Linked DNA regions of Mus musculus: region 2 is linked to region 1. The links are chromatin contacts, found by Hi-C or POLR2A ChIA-PET in ENCODE. All regions are on one chromosome and are shown on one strand. The core of a region is the stretch at or near the end of the contact, and the rest is flanking DNA. Distances in the headings are between cores, read along the strand shown. Region 1 holds the start of Mettl7a1 (methyltransferase like 7A1). Region 2 holds the start of Dazap2 (DAZ associated protein 2).

Region 1 (3,715 bases), core at 732-3,231:
CCATTTAACCTGATAGTCACAAGTACAAAGAATTTCTTCAGACTACTAGAAAGGCTCAAAGTGGCTGTTGCTCTTGGCTGCACAGAGTTCAGCTCCCTGGCTGTAACCCCTGTTCCTACCTTTGTCGTGAACAGGTTAACATTATTTCCTCCGCACCTTTCTCTTTTCTAGCCTGGAGAGATCAGTCGTCTTGAATGCTTTGTTTGTTTGTTGTTTCTTTCTGTTGGGTGGATTTTTTTAAAGTTTTTGTTTGTTTTGATTTCTGATAAGATTTTCCTATATAATTCAGGCTGGCCTTGATCTCCGTGTATAGCCCAGGCTTGCCTTCGCATCCTTCTCACCCTCTGAGATCCTGAGACTGTCAGTGGGTTTCTATGTGTGGTTTGCCACACCCAGCTCTTGATGTTTGTAATTGTTACAGAGTTCCTGAGGGTGATAAGCTCCCATCCACACATGGTCTCTTTCCAGTTTGCAGTACTGCAAATGCTTCTTTAATGATCATCCTTGGGGGGGTGGGGGAGGGGGTGCTGGAGACATGGTTAAGAGCACTGACTCCTCTTTCAGAGGTTCTGAGTTCAAATCCCAGCAACCACATGGTGGCTCACAACCATCTGTAATGCTATCCAATGCCCTCTTCTGATGTGTCTGAGGACAGCTACAAGTGTACTCACATACATAAAACAAATAAATCTTAAGAGAGAGAGAGAGAGAAAGAGAGCACCCTTGGGTGGACGTGTTTTACATATGTGTAGCTATAGATGAATCTCTAATAGAGATAGTGCATTCACTTGATGTTTTGATGTTTCTCAATGAGGCTTCCAAGCCCCTTCCTGTATGAGGGGGTCCTTACCAGATACCCCCTCCCTGCCCCCAGCACTATAGACTGTGAGTCTCTGAGACTGTCCGAAGCAAACACGGCCTTACAGTCTGTCTCATGATTGTCTGCTTTAGTTTATACTCTGGTTCCTGCCCAGTTGCTCATCTTTTTCCCTGACCCATTTCAAAACACAGAACCAGTATCCTTAGTGACCTGTAAATTTTGCTTGTTTTATTTTGGAGACATGGTCTCTGTGCATCGCTGGCAACCGAGCCCTCGAGCTTCCAGAGATCCACCTGCCTCTGCTTCCCATTGCCTGCCGGGACTTGGAAGGTTTTTTTTTGTTTGTTTGAATGAGTGGGTGACCCCTCAGCTGTTTCTGGGAGCTTCTTTACCAAGTTTGACATCTAAACTCTCCACAGGCTCTTCCCCCTTTGGCAGTTTAGAACTTTCTAGATTCTGATTTGTCAGCCCTTACTCTCTTTTGCAAAATTCTTCTGGAGTCATTTGGTATTTTTGTTTTGTTTTGCTTTGTTGTTTGTTTGTTTGTTTGTTTTGGTTTAGAATCCACCCGAAACTGATAGGAGCACCCTCACTCCTAGCTGCAGCTAGCCAGTCCTCACTCCTGCCACTCACCGGCTTCAGCACTCGGCACACCTCACGCAGAATCTTCTCCTGGTTCTTCACCGAGCACAGCACCAGGGTGCAGACCACCACGTCCACAGAGCCATCGGTCACCTGGTGCATGTCCTCCCCGGCTGCCACCACGAAGCGCTCGAACTGCAGCTGCCGGTTCTCTGCGACGCTCTTGAACAAGAACTTCTCGAAGTTGGGGTTGGGGTCGATACAAGTGACCCTGCACCCGGGGGGATAGAACTTGAAGTTGGCTCCGGTGCCGCAGCCCACCTCCAGCAGAGTCAGCTTCCCCGAGGGGCCGGCGAACTCCTGCAGATTGCTGAAGAGCTCCCGCTTTTGGCTCGCCATCTGCTCATTGTACATCACGGAGAATCGCTTCAGGAAGTAGGGAAAGCACTTTTTGCATACCCAGCTCCACAAGCCTAGAAGGTTCAGCAGAAACATGGGAAGCGCCAGGGTACAGACCACCAGCCGCAGGGCCAGGACGGCAAGCGTCATCTTTGCGAGTAGAGGAGAAAGGGCTACTGCTTCCCCAGAAGTGTCTCCTGGGGAAGGAGAGCGCAGGCTCCTGGCCTCGCTCCAGAGCCAATCAGAGAGGAAGGAGGCGCCGGCTGAGCGGGGGGGGGGGGGGGGGGGGGGGGGGGGGAACCAAAATAGCAGAGCCGGGTAGGGCTCCGATTGCGGCCTGACTCCCACACCGTCCATCCCACCCCCACCCTAACCCCACCGGCCGGCTAGCAGTTGGCCGGCTCAGTGATCCAAGACTGCCACCTTCCCCCCCCACCCCCCATCCCTTTGGAAGGTTGCAGCCTGAACCCTGACCCTGGTCCTGCCTGGCTTTGTTTGGGTCTGGAGGCTGCAGCTAGTTTCCGGCCGCGGTTGGCTAGTGCACAGTGTGTACTTTCGCATCACCCACCCAAGCCTTTTTTAGGAAGAGGAGCAGGTCAGCGCACCAGGGAAGATGGCAGCCGAGACCCCTTTTCATCGCAGGCTTATTCTTCCCTTCTCCTCTTCCCACCACACACCGCCCCAAAACCTGTTTTTGTGTAAAGGAAGTGAAAGGAAACCCTGCCAAGACTCACCCAACAGTTTCTCAGTTCCCATTCTGAACTGAGCCTTTCATAAGTTAATTATTCATCTGAAGGATCTTTGCTGTGTCACTGTTTTGAGCTGTTTGACAGTTTAAAACGCAACTGCCAATCTTATGCTTGGTTATTATGTAACTCCGCCCATTTAAAGTAGAGGTGCTCAGGATAGTCCCCGTTTGGCTTCTGATGGGCTTTATAAAATAGCTTCAATCTCCAGTCTTTTTGGTTGGGGTTTTTTTCTGGGTCTTGCTCCTTAGCCCCAGCCGGCCTTGAATTCTCTTGATCCCTCTGCGACTTCTCAAGCAGCGCTGAGATGGCAGATCTCTGTCACAATGCCCAGCTGCACTGATTTCGGGAATTGTTTTTTGAGTCATAAATTCACAAAGAAGATAAATTACTTTTTAAATTGTTTGCTTCCATATTTCACATATGGTCTTACAGGTGGTAATCGAGTTAAGAACTGTCAACGTGATTCTATGATTCTACATAAGACTTGAGTGCTTTTGATGTGTGAATGACAGTGGGAACAGACATAACTAGAAGATTTAGGAAACTATTCAGAATCTTCAGCGAGTCAGATCAAGAAAGTCACTGCTGGTTTCCAGAGGAGATGGACCTGAGGCTAGCATAGCCATCTGATATTCATATCAGGTGTCGGCAGCATGCAGAGGGGAAAAACTCATATCCTGAAACAGGAGTGGTAGGCACTGGCTGAGCTGGGTTCTGTTTTAATTCTTGTATTTGGAGGTAGAATAGGTGATACTGAGGGGTTTACACAAGCCAGGGAAATACTCTGTCACTGATCCCTAATCCAAAAAGAGGTGTGTATGAAGGTTTTAATGTCTACTCATATTTAATATACCCTACACATATGCTAAAGTCTACTCATATTTTATATACCCTACACGTGTTACAAATACAACAGCCTGGCCTGGTGGCACACAGCTTAATCCCAGAACTGACAGAGGCAGGCAGATGTTATGAGTTCAAGGTTAGCCTAGCATGTACAGTGAGTTCCACAGTACTCCTCTCAGGACTATAGAAGAGAGAGACCTGTCAAAAAAAACCCAACCAACCAGGAACATTACACCAACTATTCCACATGTGTGTGTGCACACATGGGTGTACTGGAGTACATGCATATATGTGTAGAGGCAGAATGTTTTAATTTCTC
Region 2 (3,715 bases), core at 690-3,189, 310 kb before region 1:
CAGCTTCCTCCTGACTCAGCCTCTCAATGCTGAGACTACTCGCCTGTACCACCACGCATGGCTCATGAGTCCATTCTTAGTTGTTTTTTTTTTTTTTTTTTTTTTTAAGATTTATTTATTATATGTAAGTACACTGTAGCTGTCTTCAGGCACACCAGAAGAGGGTGTCAGATCTCATTACCAGTGGTTGTGAGCCACCATGTGGTTGCTGGGATTTGAACTCAGGACCTCTGGAAAAGCAGTGCTCTTAACCATTGAGCCATCTCTCTAGCCCCTTGTTCCTAGTTCTTGTGTTTGCAGATTACACACTGGTTATAGTCACTGGCACACAGTATTCTGAGTCATTTGCGTCCACAGCTACTATTGTGCTCAAGGGACCCAAACTCAGCTTAAGTCAGCATGTGTCAAATAGCATAATCAGATACTGCATTCAATTCCAATGGTAATTTTCACCTTAAGTTCTAGATGATTCACAGAGCATCCTTCTGCTTGTGAAGTCAGATTTGAAGACTTAACAAGGGGATCCAAGAGTGTTCTCAACTAGCTACAAGTCTAGGAAACTGCAGTACCTCTGAATATGCAGGTGGAGCATCAGTATAGGGTGGAGCCTGAGGAAGATGTAAGGTCTGAGGATATACTGGATTCCCAGGAGGTTGCACAGGGTAGGTAGGCTGTGTTGGATATTGACCTGGAATACAAAAGGGGAGGAGAGATGTTGTCTGTCAGATTAGGAGGGGAGGTGGCAAACAGGAAAGATGCTCAGTGTGTGAGACAAAGTGCTGCTCTTCCTGAGGACCCCAGTTCTATTCCCAGCACCCACATATGACACAACCTCCTTTCAACGCTACCTTCTGCCTTGGTGGGCACCTACACTCACACTCACAGACACTTACACAGGCAGAGGCAGGCACACTTTGAATAAAAACAAGTTTGTAAGCAGAGCTACTAGACGGGCCAGGGTGCACAGGGTGGGGAGCAAGCAGAAGAGCTGCAAATAAGGCTGCCTTATTTCTTAGAGCCAGGAAAATAAGGATGGTCTCGGCACCCTCGCGCCCGAAGGTGCTGGCTTCTGACTGGGCAGAAGGCGCCGTTCCCACTAGCATACTGATTGATGGAGGCTAACTTGGCCATGTTCCCTTTCGAATAGAGGGCAGGTCTGAGGACCCGTTCCGGGGTCTCCGGACTGCTGGTGTCTTAGGGGACTCCTCTGGGTGATCTCCCCCGGGCTGTGCTGTAACCAGTCCTGACTCTGTGGGACCCACGGTTCTCAGTGTTTACCTCACGGGTTCCTAGTCAAGGTCGACCTCCAAAGAGTGAGTGACTGGAAGTTAACCGTGAGAAGGGCGGCGGGTGGAGGGGTGGGGAACGCGACCATGTTCTCACAAACATTAGCAACGCACAGGGGCGGCTACGAGTCCGGGCCCCGAGGAGGAAGCGCCAGAAGTCCCCGGCGGGCGAGAACGGGTCCTCGAGGGCCTGGGCCGTGCAGCGGAGCCGGCACCTCAGCAGTTAAGCTCGGCCGAGGCCTGTTGTTCCGAGGCGCGGCGCCCCGCCTCCGCCCGCCCTCCATTGGCTTCCCCAAATCCCTGCTCTAGCTCGCCATTCGCTCCAGCCGCTGTCCGTCACGGAAAAGCCCCCCCACCCCACACACAGGAGCCCGCGGCTCCAAACTGCGCCACACGGTTTATGGGGTCGGGGCCCAGAGGGCCGAGCGGCTGCGTTGTGGGGGTGGAGGGGGGCGGCCACGTCAGGTGCGGCCGCGCTGTGCGGCCCGCTGAAGAGAGCCGCACAGACCGCCCCAGGCCCGACGTCCCCCAGCCCGCTCGACCCGAACCCGCCCGCTTCCCCGACGGCCCCCGCCACTTCCCGGCCTTGCCTTTGCTGTTCATGGTGGCTCTGAGTCCGCTCCCACTCGGCGTCGCGGACGGTTATTTTTCTCGTCCTCTTCCTGTTCGGAGTCACTTCCGTGTCACGTGACGTTCGTCCACTCTGCGTCAGGAGATGCCCGAGTGCGCCGCCGCCGGAAACCCCGCCCCCTCGCAGGCCGGCCAGTCGCGGCAAGGAGGGCGCTCGCGGCCCTGCTCTGCTCGGAAGCCCCGCCCTCCCCGCGCGCTCTGCCCTCACGGCGCGCGCCTCCTCTGGGCTCGGCCCCGCCCCTCCCTGCGCGGCTTCGCCCTCACCGCGCGCTTTGCCCTCACTAATTGCCCCGCCCTCCCTGCGAGGCCCCGCCCTCCTCGCTCTCCCCGCGTTCCTTGCTCTCTCTGCGCGGCCCCGCCCTCACCGCGGTCCTTGCTCTCACCGTGCGCCCCGCCCTTATCACGAGCCACTCCTTCCCGCGCGGCCCCGCCCTCACCGCACCGCTAGCCCCGCCTCCCTGAACGCTCCGCCTTCACCGCGGGCTCCTCCTTTCTGCGCGGCCCCGCCCTCCCTGCGCGACCCCTCCCTCACCGCGCGCTCCTCCTTTCTGCGCGGCCCCGCCCTAAAGAAAGCGGAGTCAGCTCATCTCAGGGCGACTTCCTCACTGTGAGTCGCCTCTGCTCACCAAATTCAGGTGTGAACACAGGCTGTCACGACTCCACAGTGCCTGCGAGACGCAGCCCAGACCTCAGACCTTAGCCTGTCCGCCGTTCTGGTCCTTCCAGGCCTCTTGTTGAGGGCCCAGCGCCTGGCTTCGTGCTCGGAGATGGACCGTGTCCCCGCGCCCCGCCCCCTGTCCTGAGATAGACCGTGCCCCAGCACAAGCTGAGGGGACGCAGCCAGCACCTGCACCCTGGCCTGGCACGTCCTACGGGGACCTGAAAACTCCCTACAGATGTTGTGAGTGGTTTAGCCCGCGCTCAGTTGTCCAGAAGAGTAGCGACGACGTCTCTTAGGACAGTGATCACATTTTTTCCCGTTTCCTCGTTCCAGAATATCTGCTGAGCAACCGAACGCGCTCTCATAGATGCACAGAGGAACCGACCGCCGCAGCTGTCTGCAGAAGTTCGTGTTGTGCGTGGTCAAGTAGATGGGCAGGCTTTGGAGGGAGAGGTCCTTGGTGAACGGACTCCTGATTCGTCCGACACCGAAGGCCTTGCTTGTGTGTCAGGTGTCTATTTAACAGTTTGCGTGGCGTCCTGTAAATGCAGTTTCGTCCAGTCGGCAAGCACAGCAGCCTGAGAGGCTGATCTAGTTCAGCCTGGGGACCTGCGCATGAGTGTCATGGGTTCACGCCGACACACATATAAAAATAAACATTCGAGAAGAAAAGAAAAACTGATCTAAAGGACAGGTTACAGACTTGAGTTTTGTGTTCGGCCTCCCAGGTTCCGGGTCAGTATTTCCATTTTGGTTTCCTGTCAGCACACAGAGCATCCCCTAACTAGGCTGCGCTAACTAAAGGATGTTAGGGAACTCTCTTGGGTATTTTTTAAGTTCCCATTAAGTATTTATATTAATTTGATTTGGATTAAATCAGTATCATAAAGACTGTGGTATTTACATTTCCTTGACTAAAGCAAAGTATCCATAGACATATGAAATAAAAACAATAGTAGCAACAACATAAATTTAAAAAGTCAGATGCTGCTATGGGGTAACCATTCCAAGGACCACTGTCTTATGAAGAAAAGGTTAATTCAATATCCAGGCCCTCCTAGGGCTGACTCCTGAACGTGATAGCTGCTCTCGGCTTGGTCGATCGCTCCTATGCTAGGTGCCTGATACTTTGCTTAAT

The links. Hi-C counts contacts between places; a loop is a spot of excess contacts on that map. ChIA-PET counts read pairs that join two places held with the same protein, here RNA polymerase II (POLR2A).
Region 2: a map of left cerebral cortex shows a loop between it and region 1 (3-fold over the local background). The contact joins the promoter of Dazap2 here to the promoter of Mettl7a1 in region 1. A Hi-C loop is called at or near these places in 1 of 37 maps with a recorded cell type or tissue (left cerebral cortex). POLR2A ChIA-PET finds 5 or more read pairs at or near these places in 1 of 5 experiments (embryonic stem cell).

Annotation. Positions count from the first base shown.
Region 1 is chr15:100,303,083-100,306,797 of GRCm38, reverse strand. Mettl7a1 (methyltransferase like 7A1) reads right to left here and starts at 1,981. Exons shown (of 2, transcript NM_027334.3): 1 at 1,454-1,981. The coding sequence starts at 1,951.
Region 2 is chr15:100,613,886-100,617,600 of GRCm38, reverse strand. Dazap2 (DAZ associated protein 2) reads right to left here and starts at 1,939. Exons shown (of 4, transcript NM_011873.2): 1 at 1,877-1,939; 2 at 570-688. The coding sequence starts at 1,889. It overlaps C330013E15Rik (RIKEN cDNA C330013E15 gene), which reads left to right and starts at 2,491. Exons shown (of 2, transcript NR_045701.1): 1 at 2,491-2,817; 2 at 2,911-3,461.